3 separate regions of the Homo sapiens genome follow, and regions 1 and 3 are each linked to region 2. A link is an interaction called in ENCODE POLR2A ChIA-PET data of the cell type or tissue named here. Cell type or tissue: Caco-2. All regions are shown on one strand. Each heading gives the region's core, and the rest is flanking DNA. Links, peaks and the distances in the headings are about the cores only.

What was found. Peaks named below come from ENCODE experiments on the same cell type or tissue, not always from the same donor. Only the 100,000 strongest peaks of a DNase experiment are listed, where the experiment ranks them.
Region 1: POLR2A ChIA-PET joins it to region 2 with 13 read pairs; 6 of 35 experiments call an interaction of 5 or more read pairs at or near these places.
Region 3: POLR2A ChIA-PET joins it to region 2 with 14 read pairs; 7 of 35 experiments call an interaction of 5 or more read pairs at or near these places.

Annotation. Positions count from the first base shown.
Region 1 is chr11:62,650,729-62,656,911 of GRCh38, forward strand. It overlaps INTS5 (integrator complex subunit 5), which reads right to left and starts at 2,574. Exons shown (of 2, transcript NM_030628.2): 1 at 2,442-2,574. The coding sequence starts at 2,521. RefSeq lists an enhancer at 1,985-2,744 and silencers at 2,317-2,516, 2,807-2,896. In Caco-2, for the core only: no CTCF peak of the experiment used is centred there; a DNase peak (open chromatin) is centred at 2,683; H3K4me3 peaks cover 1,613 bases.
Region 2 is chr11:62,474,783-62,485,537 of GRCh38, forward strand. It overlaps a transcript of AHNAK not described here. Among named protein-coding and RNA genes, the nearest start is that of SCGB1A1, 61 kb to the left of the region's middle. In Caco-2, for the core only: no CTCF peak of the experiment used is centred there; DNase peaks (open chromatin) are centred at 3,329, 5,649 and 6,009.
Region 3 is chr11:62,596,014-62,606,768 of GRCh38, forward strand. It overlaps MTA2 (metastasis associated 1 family member 2), which reads right to left and starts at 5,852. Exons shown (of 18, transcript NM_004739.4): 1 at 5,410-5,852; 2 at 4,609-4,676; 3 at 4,153-4,246; 4 at 2,509-2,626; 5 at 2,314-2,377; 6 at 2,011-2,128; 7 at 1,597-1,699; 8 at 1,303-1,402; 9 at 624-812; 10 at 445-519; 11 at 266-324; 12 at 1-94. The coding sequence starts at 5,437. EML3 (EMAP like 3) reads right to left here. Exons shown (of 22, transcript NM_153265.3): 13 at 10,050-10,201; 14 at 9,842-9,967; 15 at 9,629-9,760; 16 at 9,100-9,167; 17 at 8,100-8,188; 18 at 7,931-8,028; 19 at 7,716-7,803; 20 at 7,136-7,234; 21 at 6,746-6,876; 22 at 6,205-6,665. The coding sequence ends at 6,462. RefSeq lists enhancers at 2,990-3,129, 4,723-5,433, 4,868-4,917, 6,298-6,347, 6,856-7,565 and silencers at 5,168-5,247, 5,328-5,427, 5,498-5,547. In Caco-2, for the core only: no CTCF peak of the experiment used is centred there; DNase peaks (open chromatin) are centred at 5,948, 6,478, 6,808 and 7,088; H3K4me3 peaks cover 3,411 bases.

The DNA.
Region 1 (6,183 bases), core at 1-5,000, 170 kb after region 2:
ACAGGGTCTCTCTCTGTCACCCAGGCTGGAGTGCAGTGCCAAGATCACAGCTCACTGCAGTCTCGAACTCCCAGACTCAAAGCATCCTCCCATCTCAGCCTCCTGAGTAGCTGCAACTTCAAGCACATGCCACGACACCCAGCTAACTTTTTAACCTTTTTATAGAAATGAGGTCTGGCTATGTTCCACAGGCTGGTTTCATGGCCTCAAGCAGTTTGCCCACCTTAGCCTCCCAAAGTGCTGGCATTACAGGTGTGAGGCACCATGCCTGGTTGAGAATGTTTATAAAGCACTTAAGTTCTGCAGAAGGATGGCCTGAGGGAAAAAAAAGCACTTAGGTTCCATACCAGATTCACACTAATCACTCAATAAAAGCTATGTTTCTTTCTCCCCCCGCCCCGAGAGGGAGTCTCGCTCTGCCGCCCAGGCTGGAGTGCAGTGGTGCCATCTCCACTCACTGCAAGCTCCACCTCCCAGGTTCACGCCATTCTCCTGCCTCAGCCTCCTGAGTAGCTGGGACTACAGGCGCCCGCCACCACGCCCGGCTAATATTTTTTTTTTTATTTTTAGTAGAGACGGGGTTTCACCGTGTTAGCCAGGATGGTCTCGATCTCCTGACCTTGTGATCCTCCCGCCTCGTCCTCCCAAAGTGCTGGGATTACAGGCGTGAGCCACGTGCCCGGCCAAAAGCTATGTTTCTTTCAATGACAACAGTAATAATATCAGCAACAGATAACTCTTAGAATATATCAGGTACTCTTTTAAGTACTTTGCGTGTATTATTTCAATCCTGACAACAGTTCAATAAGTTAGGTACTATTATGATCCCATTTTACAGACAAATCAAGGCTGGCTTCAGTGGCTCACGCCTATAATCCCAGCACTTTGGGAGGCCAAGGCTGGTGGATCGCTTGAGCGCAAGAGTTCAAGACCAGTCTGAGGAACATAGTGAAACCCCATCTCTACAAAAATAATAATAATAATAATTAGCCAGGCATGGTCGCATGTGCCTGCGGTCCCACCTACTGGGGAGGTTGAGGCAGAAGGATCACTTGAGCCCTGGAAGCAGGGCTGCAGTGAGCCAAAATCACACCACTGCACCCCAGACTGTGTGCGCCGTCAAAAAAAAGAACGAAATCAAGGTTAAGCAATCAGACTATATGCGCCATGAGTGTAGGAACCATTTCTGTGCTCTTCAACACTGTATCCACTTCTATTGAAGTACACAGTATATGGAAGGTAGTCAATAAATATCTGTTGAGTTGACTATATTTGTGTTTCTATAATATCTGCTTTAAAAACATTTCCAGGCTGGCTGAGGTGCCTCACGTCTGTAATCCTAGCACTCTGGGAGGCCAAGGAGGGTGGATCACTTGAGGTCAGAAGATCGAAACCAGCCTGGCCAACAGGGTGAAACCTCATCTCTATTAAAAATACAAAAAAAAAAAAAAAATAGCCAGGCATGGTGTAATCCCAGCTACTCAGGAGGCTGAGGCATGAGAATCGCTTGAACCCAGGAGGCGGAGGTTGCAGTAAGCCGAGATCACGCCACTGCACTCCAGCCTGGGAGTCAGGGCGACCATCTCAAAAAACAAAAACAAAAAAAAACACACCTTTCCACTTTATCACCTTCTACCACCACCCCCGCCCCGCCCCATCCCACAACACAAGCACCTTGAAATCTCTTAATGGGAAAAAAAAAAAATTGTAAGCACCTTATTAAGGGCTCTCCCTCCTAACATCTGTTTCTTCCCATATTCTGCAAAATCTTAGTCACCTACCACCACATCAACCACCACCACCTACTCAGCACCCTCAATGTGCTTGGACATCAGGGTGTCCCAGGGCACAGAGTAATAATGCTTTTCAACCCTTTCCCTCCTAAAACATATATGGGTTCAGTCTCAGAGGTTCAGAAGCCAATGTTATGGGAGGTGGCAAATCCCCTTTCTCTTATCGCCTTTTCTGTCAAAGAAGACAGCATCCTCTAGGTGCTGATAAGGCTCTAACAGTGCCATTCCTCTGTTTCCTCCAAAAAACACCCTAATATAAGGGAATATCTCAGCCGGACTGCATTCTGTTTCTGGGCCTGGGTTCTCAGGGAGTCTCTATGAAGTCAGGACACTGGGTTTCCTAGGGTCAAAAATGGCCAGGGCAGCTGGGTTCCCAAGAGTTCAGATACCCCCGACTCTTGGGAGAGGAAGCCCGGGGTCGAGGGTAGTTAGGCATTGGAGTCTAGCGAGAGGCAGGCCCGAGGTCGGGAGGGCGGGCACTGGAGCCCTGAGTTTTGGTGAAGCAGTCCCTGAGTTCTGGGAGGACCTGACCAAGAATCTGAGAACCCTGACGTGAGTTCTCGAGGTAGGATCCGGGTTTCTACCGAGAAGGCTAGGGATCGGCGCGGGGCCGCGCGATGGGGGGAAGGTGCCAAGGGCTCTAACTACCTGAGAGGCGCGGGACCGTGGGTGGCCGGGGCAGGCCCAGGTGGCCCTGGGGCCCCGGGAGGGTCGCACAGCGCGGACATCCCGGAGCCCGAGCCGAGCCCGAGGCGCGAGCGGCGGAGCGCAGGCGGCGCATGCGCGCTGACAGGAAACGCGAAAGGAACCAGCTACCAGGCCTCGCAGGAAAATTAATCCGGCGATGTCCTCGACCCTCTTACATTAGTTCCGCACCCTGTCGGAGTCCCAGAGCATAATCCCGGGACGATGATAGCAGGAAGCCGATTCGCCCTATATGCAACCACTTTATTCAAAAGCCTATTGACATACAGACTAGGCCGGGCGCGGTGGCTCACGCCTGTAAACCCAGCACTTTGAGAGCCCGAGAGGGCGGATCACCTGAGGTCAGGAGTTCAAGACTAGCCTGCCGTCTCTACTGCAAATACAAAAATTAGCCAGGCGTGGTGGCTTATGCCTGTAATCCCGATTACTCGGGAGGCTGAGGCAGGAGAATCGCTTGATCCCGGGAGGCAGAGATTGCAGTGAGCCGAGATCGCGCCACTGCACTCCAGCCTGGGCGACAGAGCAAGAGTCCCGATAGACACACACACACAGAGAGAGAGAGAGAGAGAGAGAGAGAGAGAGAGAGAGAGAGAGAGAGAGAGAGAGAGAGAGAGAGAGAGAGAGAGAAACTAAAACACTCACAGGGGTATTTTAATCATTTTTCCTAACGCCAAAAATACAAAATGTTCAACTCAGGACTTTTTTTTTTTTTTTTTTTTTTTGAGACGGAGTCTCGCTCTGTCGCCCAGGCCGGACTGCGGACTGCAGTGGCGCAATCTCGGCTCACTGCAAGCTCCGCTTCCCGGGTTCACGCCATTCTCCTGCCTCAGCCTCCCGAGTAGCTGGGACTACAGGCGCCCGCCACCGCGCCCGGCTAATTTTTTGTATTTTTAGTAGAGACGGGGTTTCACCTTGTTAGCCAGGATGGTCTCGATCTCCTGACCTCATGATCCACCCGCCTCGGCCTCCCAAAGTGCTGGGATTACAGGCGTGAGCCACCGCGCCCGGCCTCAACTCAGGACTTTAAAAAAATGAAGCATAGGAAGGTTTTTTTGTTGGTGTTGTTGTTGTTATTGTTGTTTATTTTGTGACCGTGCAGTGATAGGATCACCCCTCTCGGCAGCCCCGACCTCCTGGGCTCAAGACATCCTCCCACCTCAGCGTTCTAGGTAGCTGAGATTACAGGCGTGCGCCATCACACTTGGCTACTTTTTAAATATTTTCAGAGTTAGGGATTTGCATGTGGGTGGGGCGAGTGTCTCGCTATGTTGCCCAGTCTGATCTCAAACTCCTGTCCTCAAGTGATTCACCCACCTCAGCTTCCCAAAGCACTGGGATTACAGGAGTAAGCCACGCACACCCGGCCAGTCTCTCTTTGTTTTTGTTTTGTTTTGTTTCGTTTTCCTTTTGAGACAGAGTCTCACTCCCTCACCCAGGCTGGAGTGCAGTGGTGAGATCTGAGCTCACTGCAACCTCCACTTTCCAGGTTCAGGAGATTCTCCTGCCTCAGCCTCCCGAGTAGCTGGGACTATAGGCATCCACTACCAAATCTGGCTAATTTTTTTATTTTTATAGAGACAACGTTTTCCCCTGTCCGCCAATCTGGTCTCAAACTCCTGACCTCAAGTGATCCATCCACCTCAGCCTCCCAAAATGCTGGGATTACAGGCAAGAGCCACCGCACCCAGGCTTTTTTTAAAATCTCATTCTGTCGCCCAGGCTGGAGTGCAGTCTCGTCTCTGCAACCTCCACCTCCCAGGTTCAAGCAATTCTCCTGCCTCAGCCTCCCAAGTAGCTGGGACTACAAGCATGTGCCACCACGCCCAGCTAATTGGAGACATGTTGGCCAGGCTGGTCTCAAACTCCTGACCTCAGGTGATCCGCCCGCCTCAGCCTCCCAAAGTGCTGGGATTACAGGTGTTAGCCACTGCACCCCTCCTACAAAAATACTTTTACGAGAGAGAGAGAAAAGGGAAGAGAGAAAGCAGAAAAGAGATGGAAAGAAGAGAAAACTCATAAAAGAAAAAGAAAAACTAAGAAAGAGAAGGAGGGAGAGGGAGCCCAAAACAAATTGGGCTAGCTAGCCTGAAGATGTCCTCCCAGTAGCAAGTATGAATAACATCCTTCCATCCGTCTTCATTATTTAAGCTTCTCTCTCTCCCACAGCTTCCCAGCATAGGGACCTTCGTCTAACTCACAGCCCCACACCTGCCAGAGATAGAGCTTGCTAACTGTAAAGGGAGCCAGTACACCTCATCAAGAGCCCTCACTCAAGCCAGTGTACCTAGATCAGGTTCCAGCTCTTCTACCTACTAGTTGTATACTTTACTTAACCACTCCATAACTGTTCCTTCTTCTGGAAATGAGGAGGTAATATTAATAGTACAAATACCTCAAAGGGTTGTTACGAAAATTGAAATGAGGTAGTATGGTCATTGTATAGCACTTGGTGCCAGCAATGGTAAGCACTAGATAAGCATTAGCTATTTTTATTATGTTTATTGAATGAAACAGAAAATAAGCTGCTTGACAATAGAGACTTGGCCTATTTTGTTAAAAGCTATATCCTCGGGCTGGGCGTGATGGATCATGCCTATAATCCTAGAACTTTGGGAGGGCGAGGCAGGGGGATCACAAGGTCAGGAGTTCGAGACAAGCTGGCCAACATAGTGAAACTCTGTCTCTACTAAAAATACAAAAAATTAGCTGGGCATTGTGGCGCCCACCTATAGTCCCAGCTACTCTGGAGGCTGAGGCAGGAGAATCCCTTGAAACCGGGAGGTGGAGGTTGTGATGAGCCAAGATTGCACCACTGCACTCCAGCCTGGGCAACAGAGCGAGACTCAGTCTCAAAAAAAAAAAAAAAAATTAGCCAGCGTGGTGGTGAACACCTGTGATCCCAGCTACTCAGGAGGCTGAGGCAGGAGAATCGCCTGAACCCGGGAGGTGGAGGTTACAGTGAGCTGAGACTGCACCACTGCCCTCCAGCCTGGGCAACAGAGCAAGACTCCGTCTTAAACAAAACAAACAAAAAAACAGAACCTACTACATGCCAGGCAGACACTGTTATAGGTGATGAGGATATAGCAGGTTTTGTTGTTGTTGTTGTTGTTTTTGAGACAGAGTCTCGCTCTGTCACCCAGGCCGGAGTGCAACACCATAATCTCGGCTCACTGCCACCTCCACCTCCTAGGTTCAGGCGATTCTCCTGTCTCAGCCTCCTGAGTAGATGGGATTCCTAGCGCCCGCCACCACACCTGGCTAATTTTTATATTTTTTAGTAGAGACGGGGTTTCACCATGTTGGCTAGGCTGGTCCTGAACTCCTGACCTCAGATAATCCACCTGCCTGGGCCTCCCAAAGTGCTGGGATTACAGGCCTGAGCCACTGCGCCCAGCCCTCATGCATGATTTTGTGTTTGTTCTTAAATTTTATTTACTTAAATTTTTTAAATTCGAGATGTTCCCCAGTCTGGTCTTGAAATCCTGGCCTCAAGCAATCCTCCCACCTCAGCCTCCCAAAGTGCTAGAATTATAGGCATAAGCCACAGTGCCCCGTCTGTTCTTACATTTTAGAAGTTCAATCATTTACAGTGTTTCTACCACCTATTACCAAGCATCATTCTAGGATGGTAAATCTGAGGCAATTTCTACCCCTAGCTCTGCCTCAAACTTGGACCCAACAC
Region 2 (10,755 bases), core at 2,960-7,959:
AGTGAGCAAACAATGTCCCAACATCCTGGTGCTTGAAGACAGTGGGGTGTCTTCCTTCTCCCACCTTCAGGCCTCTGAAAAGCTACCTGCTGGAAAGGAACATCTGGCAACAGGTAGGGAGGATCCTGACCTCAGAGGCTGGTGAGGAAGAGGGACCCAGGAGAAGCCGCTGCACTGGCAGGGACAGTGACAGAGGCGAGGTGCAGAGGGTCATCAGGGCACTTAAAAGGGGACCCTGGGCCGGGCACGGTGGCTCACGCCCGTAATCCCAACACTTTGGGAGGCAGAGGTGGGCGGATCACCTGAGGTCAGGAGTTCGAGACCAACCTGACCAACAAGGTGAAACCCTGTCTCTACTAAAAATACAAAAATTAGCCAGGCATAGTGGCAGGTGCCTGTAGTCCCAGCTACTCAGGAGGCTGAAACAGGAGAATTGCTCAAACCCAAGAGGCAGAGGTTGCAGTGAGCCGAGATCGCACCATTGCACTCCAACCTGGGGCAATAGAGCGAGACTTTGTCTCAAAAAAAAGGTGGGGGGACCCCTGCAGCCATCAAAATGAACAAGATCCTGTCTTTTGTGGGAACGTGGATGGAGGTGGAGGCCATTATCCTCAGCAAACTAACACAGGAACAGAAAACCAAATATGGCATGTTCTCACTTATAAGTGGGAGCTAAATGATGAGCACTCATAAACACAAAGAAGGGAGCAACTGACACTGAGGTCTATTGGGTTGGTGCAAAAGTAACTGCACTTTTGCATTGTTGAAATTTGCGTTTGATATTGGAATATATTCTTAAATAAATGTGGTTATGTTATACTTTTTTTTTTTTTTTTTTTTTAGACAGAGTCTCACTCTGTCACCCAGGCCAGAGTGCAGTGGCGCGATCTCAGCTCACCGAAACCTCTGCCTTCTGGTCTCAGGTGATTCTCCTGCCCCAGCCTCCCAAGTAGCTGGGATTACAGGCGCCCGCCATCACACCCAGCTAATTTTTGTATTTTTAGTAGAGACGAGGTTTCACCATGTTGGCCAGGCTCGTCTCGAGCTCCTGACCTCAGGTGATCCGCCCGCCTCAGTCTCCCAAAGTGCTGGGATTACAGGTGTGAGCCACCGCCCCCGGCTATATATCACTTGAAGGCGCATTTCTCGCCTTAAGTTTTTTTGCTAATGACTTATTACTTGCTGTTTATTTTATGTTTATTTTAGACTATGGAAATTATGTTAGACCAAAGCAAATTCAAGCTATTTTCTTATTCAAGTTCAAAATGGGTTGTAAAGCAGCAGAGACAACTGGCAACATCAATGCATTCGGCCCAGGAACCGCTAATGAGCATACAGTGCAGTGGTGGTACAAGTTCTGGCCGGACGGCTGAGGCAGCCGGATCACCTGAGGTCAGGAGTTCGAGATCAGCCTGGCCAACATGGCGAAACTCCCATCTCTACTAAAAATACAAAAATTAGCTGGGCATGGTGGCGCATGGCTATAATTCCAGCTACTTGCTAGGCTGAGGCAGGAGAATCACTTGAACCTGGCAGGCAGAGGTTGTAATGAGCCGAGATTGCACCACTGCTCTCCACCCTGCCTGGGCGACAGAGCAAGACTCCGTCTCAAAAAAAAGTTTTGCAAAGGAGACAAGAGCCTTGAAGATGAGGAGCGTCGTGGCGCCAGCCATTAGAAGTTGACAATGACCAATTGAGAGAAATAATCAAAGACCCTCTTAAACCTACACGAGAAGTTCCCGAAGAACTCAACATGGACATTGGACGGTCGTTCAGCATTTGAAGCAAATTGGAAAGGTGAAAAAGCTTTATAAGTGGGTGCCTCATGAGCTGAGCAAAAATTAAAACAAAACAAACAAAAAAAAACATCATTTTGAAATGTCTTCTCTTATTCTACGCAACAACAATGAACCATTTCTCGATCAGATTGTGACGTGAGACAAAAAGTGGATTTTAAACGACAACTGTCGATGACCGGTGGTTGGACCAAGAGAAAGAAGCTCCAAAGCACTTCCCAAAGCCAAGCTTGTACCAAAAGAAGGTCATGGTCACTGGTGGTCTGCTGCCAGTCTGATCCACTACAGCTTTCTGAATCCTGGCAAAACCATTACATTTAAGATATATGCTCAGCAAATTGATGAGATGCACCAAAAACTGCAATGCCTGCAGCCGGCATTGGTTGCAGAAATCACCCAATTCTTCTCCATGACAATGCCCGACCGCATGTCACACAACACTTCAAAAGTTGAACGAATTGTACTACGAAGTTTTGCCTCCTCTGCCATATTCACTTGACCTCTCGCCAACTGACTACCACTTCTTCAGGCATCTCGACAACTTTTTGCAGGGAAAACGCTTCCACAACCAGCAGGATGCAGAAAATGCTTTCTAAGAGTTCGTCGAATCCCGAAGCATGGATTTATATGCTACAGGAATGAAAAAACTTATTTCTCATTAGCAAAAATGTGTTGATTGTAACGCTTCCTATTTTGGTTAATAAAGATGTGTTTGAGCCTAGTTATAATGATTTCAAATACATGGTCTGAAGCCGCAATTATTTTTGCACCAATACTTGAGGGTGGAGGGTGGGAGGAGGAGAGAGAGAAGCAGAAAAGATAACTATTGGGTACTGAACTTAATTCCTGGGTGATGAAATAACCTGTACAACAAGCCCCGTGTCATGAGTGTACCTATGTAGCAAACATTCACATGCACCCCCGAACCTAAAATAAAAGTTATAGGGCAAGTGCCGTGGCTCACGCCTGTAATCCCAGCACTTTGGGAGGCCAAGGCGGGCAGATCACAGGTCAGGAGTTCGAGACCAGCCTGGCCAACATGGTGAAACCCCTCTGTACTAAAAATAACAAAAATTAGCCAGGCATGGTGGCCGGCGCCTGTAGTCCCAGCTACTAGGGAGGCTGAGGCAGGAGAATCACTTGAACCCGGGAGGCGGAGGTTGCAGTGAGCTGAGACCGCGCCACTGCACTCCAGCCTAGGCAAAAGAGTGAAACTCCATCTCAAAAAAAAAAAAAAGTTATAAAAAGCAGGGGGATCCCAGTCAAGCCCTGGGCCAAGGCTTTCCAGAGGTGGTGATGGTTGTGCAGAAACCTGGAAGATAATTGGCTTAGGGGATGGGGGGCCTTCCTGGCCAAGGAGTAACATGTGTATAGGTACAGAGGCCTCTGGAACATTTGAGGAAGCGAAAGAAGGCCAGGGTGGTGAAGCCCGGGACCTGTACACCAAGAGCAAAGGGAAGTCAGGTGGACTCAAAATCCTCCCAGGAATTCCTCTCCGCAGGACTCAGTGCTATCTTAAGAGCAGAGCCCCTGGCCTCCCATCTCCTCCCCCACTATTCCAGGTGGTTTCTTAGAATGGCCTCTCACCACCACCCGCAGCCTCACCCAGCAGATCTGGTCAGGTCTGGTCAGCACACACATTCGCTCTTCTTCTCAGCTAGGGCCCAGGGGCTAAGCAGGAGCTGGGGCTGAGCCCCTGAGGTCTTTTCACACTAAGACTGGACCCTCCAGCCCCTGACAGGGCTCACCCCAGGGCTCCCCAACAAATTCAGGAGAGCAATGATACAAGAATGCCTCTTCTTTGATTTTGTTCTTGTCCTTTACTTCTCCCAAATTATTGCCCCTAGCAATGCCTAGAAAACAGGACAGGGTGCCGGGTGCCGGTGGCTCACTCCTGCAATCCCAGCAGTTTGGGAGGCCAAGGTTGGGGCTTGGAGATGGAGATTGCTTGAGCCCAGGAGTTCCTGACCAACCTAGGCAACACGGCAAGACCTCATCTCTACAACAACAACGACAAAAATTAGCTGGGCATGGTGGCACACGCCTGTGGTCCTAGCTACTCAGGAGACTGAGGTGCGAGGATCGCTTGAACCCAGGAGATCGATCCTCCTGCAGTGAGCCGTGATCATACCACTGCACTCCAGCCTGGGTGACAGAATGAGACCCTGCCTCAAAAAAAAAAAAAAAAAAAAAGAGAGAGAAAAGAAAAGAGCAAAAGAGGAAAATGTACACCATTAATACACCATTAAAAAAATCCCTCCTAGGCCTTTGATGACACTGTTTCACTAATTTTTTTTGTTTGTTTGTTTGTTTCTAAAACAGAGTCTTGCTCTGTCTCCCAGGCTGGAGTACAGTGGCGCAATCTCAGCTCACTACAACCTCCGCCTCCTGGATTCAAGTGATTCTCCTGCCTCAGCCTCCTGAGTAGCTGGAACTACAGACACATGCCACTGCGCTCGGCTAATTTCTTTTCATTAATGTTGACACAGTTAAGATGACAGAGTCTGTCTACTTCAGCACTTATTGTAATAAGATAGTAGGACAACTTTTCTAAGAGCTTTGCTTTCTTTTCTTTTTTTTTCTTTTTTCTTTTTTTTTTTTTTTTTGATACGGAGTTTCCCTCTTGTTACCCAGGTTGGGGTACAATGGCACGATCTCGGCTCACTGCAACCTCTGCCTCCCAGGTTCAAGTGATTTTCCTGCCTCGGCCTCCCGAGTAGCTGGGATTACAGGCATGCACCACCACGTCTGGCTAATTTTGTATTTTTAATGGAGACAGGGTTTCTCCACGTTGGTCAGGCTGATCTCGAACTCCTGACCTCAGGTGATCCGTCTACCTCAGCCTCCCAAAGTACTGGGATTACGGGCGTGAGCTACCCTGCCCAGCCCCTTTTTTTTTTTTAAGAGAGCCATTACTTGGGTAGTTTGGGGTCTGCGAAGTGCTAAAAATACTAGAAAATTACCTGAATATTTTTGTCAGGCCAACATTTTTGTCTTGGGTACAAGGAGGGTGGGAAGTTTGCCAGACTGCTCATAAGCCTTCTATTAAGATGTTTCCCTAAGAACCTGTCACCATGCAGAGGGGAATACCCCATACAAGCAGCAGGTCTCCATCTCCCCAACCAAATGCCTTCCATTCCCTTCTTCCACGACGCACGAAACAGATAAGGCATGAAATCAAAGCTCTCTTTCCAGAACCGGCTCTCCAAGTGGGTGATCCATTCCTGCATGCAATCTTGTCCTTTTGCCTGTTTAACTGTGAAACTATTCTTGAAAGTATTCCAAAGTGGCTTTAGGGAATATTCATATCTTGACTGTTTTTCACTTCAATAAAAAGTTAAGGCAAACTTGGCCCATTCCGGGGAGCTGGAATCCAGAGGGGAGGGAGATGAGGTCCCAGTGCTCCTTCTGGCTGGGTTCTGCCGGATTTATAGGAGGGCCTCACACCCCTCACCCCTGATTTCAAGCAGGAGGGTAGCAGGCAGAGCTTGGGAAGCCTCACCCGGACCCTGCCACCTGCCAGGAAGGTCAGGGCCCTGCTCCCCTGCCTGTGCCCACTGCTGGGAGCAGGCTGGACCCAGTGGCCAGCTGTCCTGGACAGTGACAGCCACAGAACCCTCAGCCCTGCCAATCTTGCCTCGGATCCTTTCTAAATCCCTTTAGCAGTTGATACTTTAGGGGTGGGAGGAAATAAATCTCAAGGGTTAAATTAAATTTCTGCTTGTGACAGAGTTCACTCCAGGTACATCCATTCAGAGGCTAATCAGGCAAACCTGAGATTAACAGAGAAAGGCCTGACTTTGCCAGGCACAGTGACTCACGCCTGTAATCCCAGCACTTTGGGAGGCCGAGGTGGGTGGATCACAAGGTCGGGAGTTCAAGATCCGCCTGGCCAAGATGGTGAAACCCCGTCTCTACTAAAAAATACAAAAATTAGCCGGGCACGGTGGCGGGTGCCTGTAATCCCAGCTACGTGGGAGGTTGAAGCAGGAGAATCGCTTGAACCCGGGAGGTGGAGGTTGCAGTGAGCCGAGATTGCGCCATTGCACTCCAGCCTGGGTGACAGAGCAAGACTCTATCTCAAAAAAAGAAAAGAAAAGAAAAGAAAAAAAAGAAAGGCCTGACTCTTTCTCAGTGGTCCTGGACTCTGAAACCCTGACCTCTGTCCCCAAACAGGGCCTTCCTTCCTGAGCTCTCTGCTATGCAAGGAATTCTGCGTGCAGTTAAAAAAAAAAAAAAAAAAAAAAAACCTGGATTTGCTGCCTTCTGGTCTGACCAAGTTGGAATGCGCAGCGTGAAGAAATGCTCGTTGCCTAGGCAGGAACAGCCATCCACAGGAAAACAGACCTCAGTAAATAATGTCCTCGACCTTCCCCCAAAAGCCCAGAGGCTGCCTCCTGTGAGTAACCGATGAAACCCGAGGCGCTCCTGTAGCTCCTGGGCTGATCCCTCTCCAGGAGATGACTTGGATGAGAAGGAAGGTGCTATGGGCTTCTCTTTTCTTTTTTTGGTTTTTTTTTTTTTGGTTTTTTTTTTGTTTTTTTGAGACAGAGTTTCGCACTTGTTGCCCAGACTGGAGTGCAGTGGCGCAGTCACGGCTCACTGCAACCTCTGCCTCCCGAGTTCAAGCAGTTCTCCTGTCTCAACCTCCCGAGTAGCTGGGATTACAGGTGCCCACCACTGCACCCAGCTAATTTTTGTATTTTTTAGTAGAGACAGAGTTTCACCATTTTGGCCAGGCTGGTCCTGAACTCCTGATCTCAGGTAATCCACCCACCTCGGCCTCCCAGAGTGCTGGGACTACAGGAGTGAGCCACTGTACCTGGCCTTGGGCTTCCCCTTTCTTCCATTTCCCTTGCACCATCTTTGTCTGGACCCTCAGGGTCTCGTCCCTGCCTCCACACCTCCCACCCTCAAACCTACCATTGCTACCCAAAAACCTCCCTAGACCTCAGCTTCTAGCAAGTCACCCTTCAATACTCTTTATTTTTTATTTATTTATTTATTTATTTATTTAGAGACTGAGTCTCGCTCTTTCTCCTAGGCTGGAGTGCAGTGACACGATCTTGGCTCACTGCAAGCTCCGCCTCCCGGGTTTATGCCATTCTCCTGCCTCAGCCTCTTGAGTAGCTGGGACTACAAGTGCCCACCACCATGCCTGGCTAATTTTTTGTATTTTTAGTAGAGACGGGGTTTCACCGTGGTCTCGATCTCCTGACCTCGTGATCGACCCACCTCGGCCTCCCAAAGTGCTGGGATTACAGGCGTGAACCACCGCGCCTGGCCCTTCAATACTCTTTAAAGTCTGAGTTCTTCAACCCTCTGCCTTGATGTTAAGACCTTTTACGATCCATCTCCGCCCTCTTGCCCCATCTCCCCCACCATTCCCCAATGCATGCCCTGTGTCGGGTGAGGTCAGTCTCTCTTCCCTGCTGGGTCAGCCATGCTCACTCCATCCCTGGCCCGTCACTCATGTTGTCTACATGTGGAGCTCTCCTTCAAGGCCCAGCTCATATCTCTCTTCCTCCATGAAACCTTCATCAAGATGTATTTAGGCCGGGTGCAGTGGCTCACATCTGTAATCCCAGCACTTTGGGAGCCCAAGGCGGACTGCTCACTTGAGGCCCGGAGTTCGAGACCATCCTGGCCAACATGGGGAAACCCCATCTCTACTAAAAATACAAAATTTATCCGGGCGTGGTGGTGCGTGCCTGTAGTTCCAGCTACTCAGGAAGCTGAGGCAGGAGAATCATTTGAGCCCAGGAGGCAAAGGTTGCAGTGAGCTGAGATCGCGCCACTGCACTCCAGCCTAAGTGACAGAGCGAGACTGTCTCAAAAAAAAAAATGTAGTATTTAACAGAAAGGACTCTGGAGCCCCCCTGGGTTCAAATACTGGCTTTGCCCTTCCGTTCTCTCAATGACTTTGGGCAAATTACCTAATCCTTCTGTGCCTCAGATTCCTCCACTGCCAAATCGGGATATAATTGCACCTACTCACGAGAGCTACCGTGAGGATGAAATAAATGACATCACATAAAGCATTTACGCCATGCCCGACACATAGAAAGCACCTCAGAGGGTGAGTGCTTACTGTTACCTGAGCATGCCATCCCTCCCTCATACTCTTTTCCCCAGAATGTCTCCATCTAGCATGGTAGAGACCACACCTGTCAAATTCATCTTGTACTGCTCACTGCAATTTCATGTGTAGCAAAGAGGAACAGGAACATTTTATCTGTAATCGTAGCATCGATAAGCAATAGCTTATTCATGAATGTAAAATATTCCTCATTCGTAATGTGCAGAATAAGCAGGAGAACTGGCCCTGCTTCCTCCTGGTATAATTTAACCCTTAAGAGGCCTAGGAGGAAAAAGACAGGGCAAACTATCAGGAACACAAAGACACACAAAAACGTCCACAGGATGGTCATTTGAACACCAAAAGGACAATCATTTGAACGACATGGTTTCACACCAAGAAGCACTGCCTGGAGAGTGACCTGGTCAGAGGTGGGAAACTCCACCAGCATCTGTTCCTCCTGAAAGTGAACAGCAGCCGAGTGACAGAAGACCCCGAAGGCCCAGGGCCCAAGGGACGCTACGTGGCAACAGCATCGGGGTAGGGTGGGCTGCAGGCCTTCTGCTTTACCAGAAGAATGCTGCAGGCTCATGAATCAATCAGTTCAGAGCTCAGGATGATACGGGAGTCGGGGGCCACTCAGCCTTTTCTGGCCTCCATTCCTTCAGCTTTAATTTGAAGAGAACTGGTGGAAACAGAGGATCACTAACAAATCATCCAGTTCTGAAATTCTGTCCTGTGCCAAAATGATCTACACAACACTCTCTACATAGATCAAGAAAGGGCGGGCCGGGCGCGGTGGCTCGCGCCTGTAATCCCAGCACTCTGGGAGGCCGAGGCGGGCGGATCACGAGGTCAGGAGATCGAGACCATCCTGGCTAACACGGTGAAACCCCGTCTCTACTAAAAAAAAAACTACAGCCAGGCGCGGTGGCTCACGCCTGTAATCCCAGCGCTTTGGGAGGCCGAGGCAGGCGGATCATGAGGTCAGGAGATCGAGACCATCCTGGCTAACACGGTGAAACCCTGTCTCTACTAAAAATACAAAAAAAATAGCCAGGCGTGGTGGCTGGCACCTGTAGTCCCAGCTACTCCAGAGGCTGAGGCAGGAGAATGGCGTGAACCTGGGAGGCAGAGCTTGCAGTGAGCCAAGATTGTGCCACTGCACTCCAGCCTGGGCGACAGAGCAAGACTCCATCTCAAAAAAAAAAAAAAACAAACTACAAAAAATTAGCCAGGCGCGGTGGCGGGCGCCTGTAGTCCCAGCTACTCCGGAGGCTGAGGCAGGAGAATGGTGTGAACCCAGGAGGTGGAGCTTGCAGTGAGCCGAGATCGCACCACTGCACTCCAGCCTGGGCAACAGAGCGAGACTCCATCTCAAAAAAAAAAAAAAAAAAAAGAAAGGGCATGCATAGAGCAGTGTTCAAAAGAAGGGATGGCTGGGTGCAATGGCTCACACCCATAATCCCAATGCTTTGGGAGGCTGAGGCAGGAGGATCACTTGAGACCAAGAGCTCAAGACCAGTCTGAAAAACGTAGTGAAACCCCATTTCTACAAAAAAAATTTTTTTTTAATTAGCTGGGCATGGTAGCACACACCGGTAGGTAGTCTTAGCTACTCTGGAGGCTGAGGCAGGAGGATCACTTGAGCCCAAGAGTTGGAGGCTGCAGTGAGCTATGATCATGCCACCACACTACAGCCTGGGTGACAGAGTGAGACCCTGTCTCTGAATAAATAAATAAATAAATAACAAGAGAGACGCCATAGGTCAGGGGAAGGAGGGCTTGCTACTTTATGTAAGGTGTCAGAGAAGATCTCTTGCGAGGTGACATTATAAGGGGAAGACTTTGTCAAGGGGAAGAACATTCCAAGCATAGTTCACAGCAAATACAAAAACCCTGGGATGGAAGCTTGGCTGCCAGATCAAGGAACAGCAAGGAGCCCCTGTGGCCAGAGCTCCATGAGGGAGGAAAAGATGGGGTCTGAAGAGCAGTGAGGGCCAGGTGGTATGGAAGCCTCTACGCTACCACGAGCACTTAAGCATGCTTCCGAGTGAGATGGGGAGCCACGGAAGGTCATGAGTGAGGCATGGCAATACTTGACTTAGGTTTTGTTTTGTTTTGTTCTGTTTTGTTTTGTTTTGTTTTTGAGACAGAGTTTCGCTCTTGTTGCCCAGGCTGGAGTGCAATTGCGTGATCTCAGCTCACCACAACCTCCGCCTCCCGGGTTCAGGCGATTCTCTTGCCTCAGCCTCCAGGGTAGCTGGGATTACAGGCACGCGCCACCACACCCGGCTAATTTTGTATTTTTAGTAGAGACGGGGTTTCTCCATGTTGGCCAGGCTGGTCTCGAACTCCTGACCTCAGGTGATCTGCCTGCCTCGGCCTCCCAAAGTGCTGGGATTACAGGCGTGAGCCACCGTGCCTGGCCTTTGACTTAGGTTTCAAAAAGATTAATTGGCCGGGAGCAGTGGCTCACATCTGTAACCCCAGCACTTTGAGAGGCCAAAGCGGGAGGATCGTTTGAGCCTAGGAATTCAAGACCAGTCTGGGCACCATAGTGAGACCCTGCCTATTTACAAATAATTTTAAAAATTAGTCAGGCATGGTGATGCATGCCTGTACTGGGGCGGCTGAGGTGGGAGGAGTGCTTGAGCCCAGGAGTTTGAGGCTACAGTGAGACGTAATCCCAACAGTATACTCCAGCTTGGGTCACAGAGTGAGACCCTGTCAAAAACAAAACAAAACAAAAAGGATCAATCTTGCTGGGCGCGGTGGCTCACACCTATAATCCCAGCACTTTGGGAGTCCGAGGCGGGCGGATCACAAGGTCAGGAGATCGAGACCATCCTGGCTAACACGGTGAAACCCCGTCTCTAC
Region 3 (10,755 bases), core at 3,872-8,871, 120 kb after region 2:
GCAACTCTCACAAGTCAGGCCCTTCTGAAATCCAGCCCCATTCATGCCAGGTTTTGAACCCACAGAAATGATCTGGTTAGGGTTTGGCTTAGTGCTAACGGGGAAGGCGAGGAGAAGGGAAAAAAACAAGAAACTGGTCAAGGAAAAGAATCAATTTCCACTCTCAGTGTGCCCCTACCTCCTGCCCACCCCCAATCACTGAGGAAGGCACAAGTTAGGGGAAGGGAAGGAAAACACTCTGGTCTCCCCTACCCACCACACTTACTAGGTGGGAATGTAGACCTGTTTCAGTTTGCTGTCTGCTTCAGCAGCTTTCAACCTTTTCTGTAAGAAGGTAAAAAGAAAGAGAAGGATCAGAGCCTCATAGCAGGGAGAATGTCATCAACTTCAAAGGCAGAGGTCAGCAGGTAGCCTATGGTCCACCCTCCCCAGCCCAGATAATACCTGCTGAATATACCGGTCTGTGGTTTTCCACATGTAATAAAACTGGACTATGCTGGCAAGTGACTTCCAGGGTAGCTAAGGGGGGCAGAGGGAGGAAGAATGAGCTGGCATCTGGCCCCAGGTCCTGGTTCCCTCACCTGTCATCTCTCCCACTTCTCCTCCTAGTGCCATCCACTTACAAAATCCTGGCGAATATCATTGAAGTCCTTCCCATACTTCTCTAGGGCCTCCTCAAATAGCATGGCCTCTGAGGCTGACCATTCCTCCATCTCATCCCGACACAGCACCGGGCCTCCCTGGGGTACCAGGGTCGACATGGCCTTAGCCAGGTCGTAGCCGTTCCTTTGCAAGGTATCCATGGCGTGAAACTATGGGGAAGATGGAGAGCAACTGAGGACCTGAAACTTTTGGCACCACTCCCTTCCTGCTCCTTAAAACACTCCCACTCCCGGCCGGGCGCGGTGGCTCACACCCATAATCCCAGCACTTTGGGAAGCGGAGGCGGGCAGATCACGAGGTCAGGAGATCGAGATCATCCTGGCTAAAACGGTGAAACCCCGTCTCTACTAAAAATACAAAAAATTAGCCAGGCGTGGTGGCGGGTGCCTGTAGTCCCAGCTATTCGGGAGGCTGAGGCAGGAGAGTGGTGTGAACCCGGGAGGCGGAGCTTGCAGTGAGCTGAGATTGCGCCACTGCACTCCAGCCTGGGCGACAGAGCAAGACTCCTCTCAAAACAAAACAAAACAAACAAAAAAAAAACACTCCCACTCCCTCAGAGATACCCTCCTCTTCTGTTCCCAGGCTCTGCAAGTCCCCAGAAAACCCAGCCTGCCCAACTACCCACCAACTTCTGCTCACCAGAGTGATATCTCGGGAGGCAGCAGCTGCACTCATGTGCAAGCTTGGCTGCCGAATGGAGCTGCTACAATCTAGGGCTCTTGCAAAGGTTCCCACAGCTCTAAGGGAGAAATTGAGAAGTCAAAAGCGAAAGAAAAGTCAAAAGCCCAAGTGGGCTGGGAAATTAAGCCAAAGGAGAAAGAAGGAAAACATCCATGGCAATGAAAGAAATAAAGTCCATCTCTAAGAACCATGGGACTCAGAACAATGTCCACACCTCCCCCAGCCCATCTTCCCTATCCACCCACCCCTCACCGGGCCACCACAAGAAACTGGTCGATCTGCCGGTCTGTGAGAGGGTTGTCTGGGTCCCAGACCTTCATCTCCATCTTCTGCTGGTTCCGATTATCAGATTCTCCTGGGGAAAAGAACAATGGCATCAACAGGGAGAGGGCAGGGGGGAACAGTTGGTGTCTTTTCATTCACAATAGCACCTCCTCCTTCTCTTCTTCTGCTTGGATTCTATCAACTCTCCGACTTCTCTTCCCAACTGTTCCCATTTTCCCTTTTCAGGTTCCTACAGGCCCATTCTGTCAGGGTCATGGCAGAGAGCCCTGCAGACAGTGCACTGCACAACCCCAGGTGACGCCATTCACAGAGACTATAATGTTAAAGTGCCCCTTGGAATTAGACAACCTGGTAGCCGTACAGTCTTGTCCTGTTGCTTACCCTCTACTAGGCGATCTGGGATCTCAGCTTGGTATTTGCAACCAACTCTAATCTCGCCCTGATCAGCGAGAAGTGTCTTCTGCACGGGGTCAAACACCAGTGAGTAAAAAAAGCAGTCCTGGAATTGGGGAGAGACAAGGTAAGCAAGGCAGCAATCCACATAGGCGGCGGGGAGGGAGGTGTATCTGAGTTTCCATGACCGGCAGTCTGGCAACCCTGTACCTCATCATTGTGCTCCTTTCCCCCTCTCTTTTGCGGGCAATACCCATTCCCCTCGCTCTTCTCTCAACATCTCTTTCTCACCTCCTTTTCCAGGTACTGGCTCAAGATATCTGTCTCATTCAAGAGGGTCACACTGCATTTCCCCCTATAGGAGAGAGATTGGAAAACCCCGGTGAGCCCCACTCTCCCTCCCCACAGCATCTCTCAATACCACCTCCTTCTCTCCATCTTCTACGTAAGTGCACGCAGGCTATGCTGGCCCCAGTTGTCCTGTACCGTATGTGGGTGGCTGGTAATGATTCAAATTGCCGAGAAAGAAAAAGTTCCCGGTGCTTCAGTTGATGGCGCTGCTGCTCAGACACCCCTGGCTGCTTTGATTCCTCTTCAAACTCCCCTGGGAGATTAAAGAGGAAGAAACCAAGTCAGAAATGGATCCAGCAAAACACCACCCTGGAAACTCTAACTCAGGGAAAATATTTCCTATCTTGGCTGTTTTTTTCTCACATTTCCCAGGCGTCTGCCTTCTATACCCTTATCCCACCAGCTTTCCTTCTTAGCTCTATGCCCCATCATAGATGCTCCCAACTCTATCAGTAATGCTTTTAGAGAAGAACTGCTGAGAGTACGAAGAATGCTCTAGAAATACATCGCTACCCAGCTGCCAGTACTCAGACACCAAAGTCCACAACGGGCCAGCAAGAACATCACACTTGTCTCTTGCTTGCTAAACCAGCCTGAGGTCCAGGAACTCAAGATGAAAAAATATCACACAAGACTGTGTTTACCAGTTCTTTTCAATTTCAGGAGACTCTTTGCTCTAAAACATCACATGCAGCCCTAACTATCCCTCATTTTCTACTTGGCTAATAATAGTTCCTGGGGTTTCCAAGGACAACACCTCTCAAGCCAGTGCCAACACCTTCCTCCCCAAGGAGCTGCAGCTTGCCCTGAAACCTAGCGGAAGGGGTTAACCTGGCTAGGCGCCAACCAAAGTGGGAGGGAGCAGAAGAACCTCAGCCCCAGGCTCATTGGTGTATTGTTCCCAACCTCAGGGAGAAGGGGGGGGTTGTGCAGTAGGCTCCACCCCTCGCTTGTGTGCTCCGGAAACCCTGTGCTGAGGCAAGGGGGACCACACCCCCAACACCCCTTCTGATTGGACAAGGCCAAGGTCAGCCCCTGCCAGATGGGGCTGGAAACCCTAAAGGGCCAAGGAACTTGGTAAGCTGGGCTCCTCTTTAACCCCTTCTCACCCAGAGCAGTCTGAAAAAGGAAAATAATTTAGAAAGGTGGAACAAAAGGAAGGAAAAAGAAAACCAAAGCAGGAAAGGAAAAAGAAGCTAAGGAAAATATGTTTTTTAAAAAAAGAAGATGAGACCTTAAAGAGAATGAAGATAGGGCAAAATGAAAAGGGAAAGATGTAAAATGGAGGGGGGCGGGCGGGGAAATGGGCGAGGTGAGAAATTAAAAAGCGCAAGAAAACTTCCAGCCATCTTCTAACTTCCAGGTACTCTCATCACCTTGTGATTACAAAATAAGCCTGCTTCTCTGTTACGCAGGCTTCTCAGTACAATGTCTTCCTCTTCACGTTGACCTTCAGTCATCACCTACTGTCTCAATGTACCCCAAACTGCCCCCCTTTAGAAAACCATTGTTTCTCTAAAGCTCGTCCTCATACTCTAAATGTTATCATCTCTCTCTTACTCTCATATACAAACCATATTATCGCTTTCCTTATCACAATCTCTCCACCCTGCTTCCAACCCCAACATGTAAAAACAGGCCTCCCTCCTCAGGCCAGGCATTTCCCACCCCCAAACTCACACCTCTGCCTTGGGCATGCTACCAGGGGAAATACCTGCAGGGACATGCCCAGGCCTCAGATCATGGGTAGGAGAAAAAGAAAGGGAGGAAGATACTCACTGGCATTACTATCAGCCAGGCTGTTGAGGCTACTAGAAATGTCCCTGCGCCGGAAAAGACAGACAACCTTTGCCTCCACATTTCCATTTGCAGTCTAAGGGGAGGAAAAAAACAAAAACAAAACAACGTAGCAGTGGAAATTGATCATCTGGGAACAGAAATGCACAAAGAGACAAATAACAGTAAGTTTCAGAGGGACCTAAATTAAAAAGCCCAAGAAAATATGAGTAAAGACTTACATTCAAGGATAGACTTCCAAATCCCTTTCCTTTGCCCCCAAGAGACAGAATAGTAAAGTTCCTGCTAACCTCTCAATAGCCTTTCCTGAATACATCCAATGAATGAATGAACGAATATGAATGGGTACTTAGTATAGGATCCTCTCTTCCACCAGAAGTTAGAAACCTCAGAAGAGACCACTGCGGGAGGGAGGGAGAGGGATTCTGCTCCACTCACCTTGTTGAGCTCCTCAATCCGTCTAACCAGGTAAGGATTGCTGGAAGAGTTCTCAAAATAGACGTAATCTGTAAGGGAAGGGAGGGGGGAGAACCACGAAGATCAGAGGAGATGGGAGACGCAGAGCACCAGGGTAGGAGAGAAAGTTGGCCTGAGTGGATCAAAAGGAGATAAGGATTCAGGTAGAAAGGGCGCTGAGATGTGAAAGTGGACAGACTAAGAGAAAATAAGGATGTCCCCCATCCCCACCGCACCTAGTTCTAAAATTAGATCCTTTACTCAAAAGAGAGCCTTAAGGAACAGGCAAGAAGCAGGGGTTCCCCTGCAGTCCCCACAACTCAGCGATGAGTTGCACCCCAGTCGCGGCGAAGTAATTGTCCGCTCTAGCGCAGGGCCCCTACCTTTTCGAATCGAGGCGCACAATAACGCCTGGGAAGAGGAAACCTCCGGGCGGCTCCCCCGCGGTGGCAAAGCCGTCGCCCCAGCCCCTCGCGTTCCCTCCCTACCCTGTCAGCTCCTTCGGAACCGGTTCCGAAGGCCACTCCGTGCCCCGGGGAGCCCCTGACGCAGCCCCGAAAGTGCCGTCGGGGCTGCCCGCAGCTTCTCTCTGGGAGTCTCGGAGCCCTGCCGCGTCGCGGTTCCCCGCACCCTCTCTCCTCGTCTCCCGGTTCCGGTTCCGGTCCGCGCTCCGGTCCACGCTGCCCCATACGCTGCGCCTCGCGCCACCCGGTGCCGAGCCCCTCAGGTCCCTACCCCAACCTCTCCCGCCCCGGGCCCCGTATCCCTGCGCCCGGTACTCACCTCCCACCCGGTACATGTTGGCCGCCATGGCCGTTCCCGCCGCCGCCTCCGGCCGCACAAAGGGGTCCGGGAGGCTCGCGGGGGCAGGGCTCGGCTCGAGGCAAAGCCCCGAACGGTGGGCTGCCGCTTCGAGGGAGTCTCACTGGGGCCCGCGCAGCCGGCACCTCCGCTGCCTCAGCCGTCGCGGTTCATCCCGGCCCGCGCTGTCGCCGCCGCAGCTATCGCCTCACTCCCGGGACGCTGAGGCTGGCCCCCGTCCGCTCGGCTTCTTCCGGAACGAGCTCGGCTCCTGCCAGGCCAGAGCCAGGCTCCAGCTACCCCCGCCCCCGCGGAGTCCCACTAGTCGTTGGGCTCTGCCGGCCGCAGGGAAGGCTTGCCGGGCCCGCCTCAGGGTTCGCCTCCTTCCGGAACACCTTCGGCCGATCCGGAGAACAAGGCCCACTGCTCGGCTCAGGTCGGAGAGCGAGACCCCGCAGATCGGCTACTTCCGGAAGAAGTTCGGCTCCTGTCGGGCAACCGCTCGGCTATTTCCGTCGCAGCTCGGCCCCACCCCCTTTTCCGAGGGCGGGAGAGGAGTCGGGCTTAACTCTGTCCTCGCTGGAGCCCTGCAGCTCCTCCTCGCGCCCCAAAGACTCGCGCGCCTTAGCGCTTCGCCAGGTTATTTGCAAGCGGCTTTGCCTGTCATTTGCATAAATGGTCTACGCTCCCTTACCCTTTCCGCACGCCTCTTTTCCTTCGTCCCCACCCCACAGAGCCCCGGAGGCGCCCGGCAGCGCCCCACAAAAGCACCGGGAGGCGACTTTGGTTCTGGTTTATTGCCCCTCAGCAGGCAGCGGGAGTCAAGGCCTAGGCTGGGGCTGCCCGGCTCAGCCAGCGGGTCTAAACAGTGTGTGCAGGGGCGCCGTTCGCGCCCTCCAGGAAAATGCGCGATCGGGAATGTCTCGAAGTCAGTCCAGGAAAGAGTCGGCCCCTAGTCGTGGGGGATTGGGCCAGGGAAGGGCAGGGCGGGGCGGGGCCACGCCGCCGGGCCAGTCGGTCCCGCCAGGCAGCGATCAAACGTCGAGGGAGGAGGCGGGGGACAGGGAGGGGGTTCGAGAGGGCGTGGCGGGCGCCGGCCCCGCGCCCCCAGCGCCCAGCACTCGCCACTGGAAGATGCTGGCGTCCTTGCCGCCCAGCGAGACGAGGTGCGAGTCGTCGTGCGTGAATCGGACGCTGGTCACGTGGCTGCCGTGGCCCCCGTACATGCGGCTCGGCGCCTGGGCCGGAGGGAAGAGTTGCGGTGGCGGCTGAGCCCTCGGGCCCACCGGTCCCACCCCGGCGATCCCCGCGGCCTCACCTTGGCACGAGCGCACGGGTACTGGAAGAGATGCACTTTGCAGAAGTCGTCGGCCACCGCCACCACGCGCTCGTTGTGGGAGCGGCACAGGGAGTTGATGTCGGTCCCATCGGAGCCGTCCGGCCAGACGCCTAGCACAGCGGCCGGCCTCAGCCCGACCTCCTACCCACCGCCACCCACGGCCCAGAGCTACACCATTTCAGGCGCTCCGGCAGCCGCGGCCACCCACTGCCGCGTTCCAGGCAAGCCTTCCCGGTCCCGAGGGGCCTCCTGGGCTGGATCTTCAGGTTTCTGGACTCTCACCCAACGACACACGCCCAGCGTTCCAAGCCCAAACTGGGCTCCACCTTGTCCCCCACCCTTCCAGCAGGTTTCCACGCCCCTGCTCACCGTAGACGTGAAAGCCCAGCACACAGGTGTAGGTAGCCCATTCCCGGTCTCGGCTCTCATAGCGATTCTTCAGCTGCTTGCAGCCTCCAGCCACGTCCCCTGGGGAGAGGGAGCCCGCCCAGCTCAGCTCTCACCCTGCCCTCAGTAGGGAAGATGCCAGGGAAAGCCAGACTGGAAAGACTGGCATGAAACCCGGCGATGGCATGTGATCTGGTCACCGTAGTAGCATCACCTCCTCCCCCTGTGAAACCCACCCTGTGTGCGTCCTGTCCTGAGCTCTGGCTGAAGTTCTAACAGCTTCCACGAGTTCCTCCTCCCTAGATAAGTCAAGTGCTCCACACTTGCCCTGAGAAACTTTTCCCAAACAATCTTTTCTTAGCGCATTTTTGAACTCCCTCAAGTCAACAAGACATGGTGTGAAACTAGTTGTTTCCAAATCACGAAATTTCTCCTACATATAATTCCAACTCCACTTTAACCCCATCTCCACTTCCTTATCTAACAACACCTCTAACAGCCCCCCCTACACAAAACCCACTCCAATTACCCTCTCCCCATGTCCTGCTCCACTGCCACTCACAGTAAAGAATCTCATAGTCCCCAGAATTGGACATGATGAAATTCCCATCCTTGGACCAGTCAAGATGAGTGATGAAGCTGGAGTGACCCTGGGAGCAAAGGTCAAGAGTTTTAAAGTATCCCATCCATTTCCCATCCCCAGAGCCCCCTTGATGCATCAGACCCCTGAGTTTCGCAGCTGTTATCATGCCCCACCACACACCCCAACTTCCTCACCATACAGCGGCCAAAGCGGCTGGATTTGGCACCATCACTGGAAACACTATAGATGTAGATCACGTTGTCATGGGAACCAATGGCCAGGTACAACCCATCTGCAAATACAGTCACTCAGAGAGGGAAGGGCCAGGGACGCATGTGAGTCCAGGGTTGGGGTGGCTCCCACCTGGGCTGTACCGGACCACTGAGAGCTGCTCATTGCCATCAATGACATCAGACACGATCTCTCTGGTCTCTGTGTCCAAAACCAACCACCTGGAAGGGAGGGAAGTGGAGGCAGATAGGAAGACGAAAAGGCAGGATGTAAGGAGACCCCCAGGGAGGCCACCCTGGGTAGGCTTGGGGATGGCAAATAAGAGAAGCTCAGAGACACACACAGAAAGGCTCTGATGTAGAAGACAGGTCACAACTGCATTCTTCTTTTTTAGTTTGTTGTTGTTGTTGTTGTTGTTTTGAGACAGAGTCTCACTCTGTCACCCAGGCTGGAGTGCAGTGGCAAGATCTCAACGCAACCTCCACCTCCTGGGTTCAAGTGATTCTCATGCCTCAGCCTCCTGAGTAGCTAGAATTACAGGTGCGTACCACCATGCCCGTCTAATTTTTGTATTTTTAGTGGAGACGAGGTTTCACCATGTTGGCCAGGCTGGTCTTGAACTCCTGACCTCAAGTGATCCACCCGCCTCAGCTCCCAAAGCGCTAGGATTACAGGCGTGAGCCACCGCACCTGGCCACCACTGCATTCTTATGCTGAGAAATGGGAAGGAGCTAAGTGTGGATAAAGGCTGAGGGGCTTCTGATGTCGTCTGAAAAAGTAATCTGAAACTACAGACCAGGGGCCGACTACAAAGGCACTGTGCAAGCTGGAAGCCTGTCACTTCCCTGTGTTTGTCTATGCCCCTCCCATTCCCACTGTTTCTCTATCCTGGGCTGCTGCCTCCTCCACTCCCAGGCTTGGAGGAGACACTGGGTTGGGGGAGGGGGAGAAACAGTTACCACAGAAGAGGAGGGGAGCCCGGGTGGCAGGGGCTGCAGGGAGAGGCACAGAGGAGTGCCAAGGCGCAGGTGGCTCCTGGGTAGAGGTGGTCACTCTCGCCCACTCCCCCAGTACCAGGAACCCTTCCCAGTCCTCCCTGCTTTCCCTCCTGGGAGTCCTGGCTCTCTCTCACCTCCCCGTGTTCAGTCCTACGGCCACAACTGCCCCACTCGGGTGGAAGTCAGCACAGAGACCAGTCTCCTGGGAGAGGGGAGAAGGTGAATTCAAGATGATGTCTTTCTAGTGAGGGAACCAGAGTGAACCCCTTGTCCTCCTAACTTCAAAGCCACTTACTCCCAAGGAGAAGATGGGAAGAGAGGGAAGGGATACCCGGGTATCACTGGAGCCTGAACAGGGAGTGATACCAAAATATTTAACCACAGAACTGATGCCAATAGCTGTGCTGGAGATTAACCATTTAGGTGCTGGATCAAGAGGAAGTCTGAGGGGTTCTGGGGGCGGCAGGGAGTGCCCAGGTGGTACTAGAAGCATCAGCTTTTACCAGTCAGTACAGAAAAATTAATATTTGAGTAGCCAGTGCAGCCATACCAGTACAAACTGGCCACCTCTGGGAGGCAGAAGGCAAGGTGCTGGGGAAGGCGTGGTGGCCACAGGTGTCCTGGTGGGTGTGGCATGGGGGATCCAGGGGCACAGGGCTCTACCTTGAGGTCGATGCTCCAGGCCAGTGCATGGCTCTCCCCATCCCACAGGCAGAGCTGCCGGTCGTGGCCGCAGGTGAGGAAGCGGTTCTGGGAGGGGTGTGTGCAGAGCCCCCAGAGCTCATCAGTGTGGCCCTGCAGCACAGCATGACTGTCACTCCTGCCCCTCTCTCACACCCCTTTGTCCCTTCCTCCCCTGAGCCCTTAACCCCCAACCTGGATTACAGGGGAGAAGCCCTGGGCCAGGTCTCCCCTCAGCAATGCATTCTTCGTGGTTCCCACCAGCAGCTCAGAGCCAAGCCCTTCAGCAATGGCTCGCACGGCCCCGAAGTGCTCGGGAATCTGCAGAGTGGTAGCAGAATGTCAAGAGCCCACTGACTATTGCTCTTCTCCCTCACTCCCTTGACCCCAGCCCAGCCCTCACCTCAGCCTCCTGGAGGGCCACCAACCCGGGCCCCCACTGTACCAGCCGGCGGTCCCGCCCGCCACCACTCAGCACTGTCCCGTCCCTCCGGAGACACAAGGCGAAGATAGAACCTTCATGAGCGTGAGCCTGGGCCACAATCCCATAGGTCTCTGTTGGCAAAGCCCCAGGTAGATCATGTTTTGGGGGTGCAGGGGAGTGAGAAACAGGGCCAGCTTGGCTGTCGCAATACAGTAAGAACTCCCAGCCATTGCATGCACTGACTACTATGTCTCATCCTCATACTGCCAACACATCTGTTATTCTCCCCATTTTACAAACAGGACAACTGAGACTCACAGAAATGAGGTAACTTCCTAAAGGCAAGGCAACTAATAGCAAAACTGGAATCTGAACCTGAGATCTGGCAAACACAAAGCTCCAGCCGTTTCTCCTTTGCTGTGCTGCCCACACGCTTCTAGACTAGCCCCCAAGAGAACTATCAACTCTCAAGGTAAAAAGGTGGGAAACCTGGCTGGGCGCCGTGGCTCACGCCTGTAATCCCAGCACTTTGGGAGGCCAAGGCGGGCGGATCACCTGAGGTCAGGAATTCGAGACCAGCCTGGCCAACATGGCAAAACCCCATCTCTACTAAAAATACAAAAATTAGCTGGGCGTGGTGGCGTGTGCCTGTACTTCCAGCTACTTGGGAGACTGAGGAAGGAGG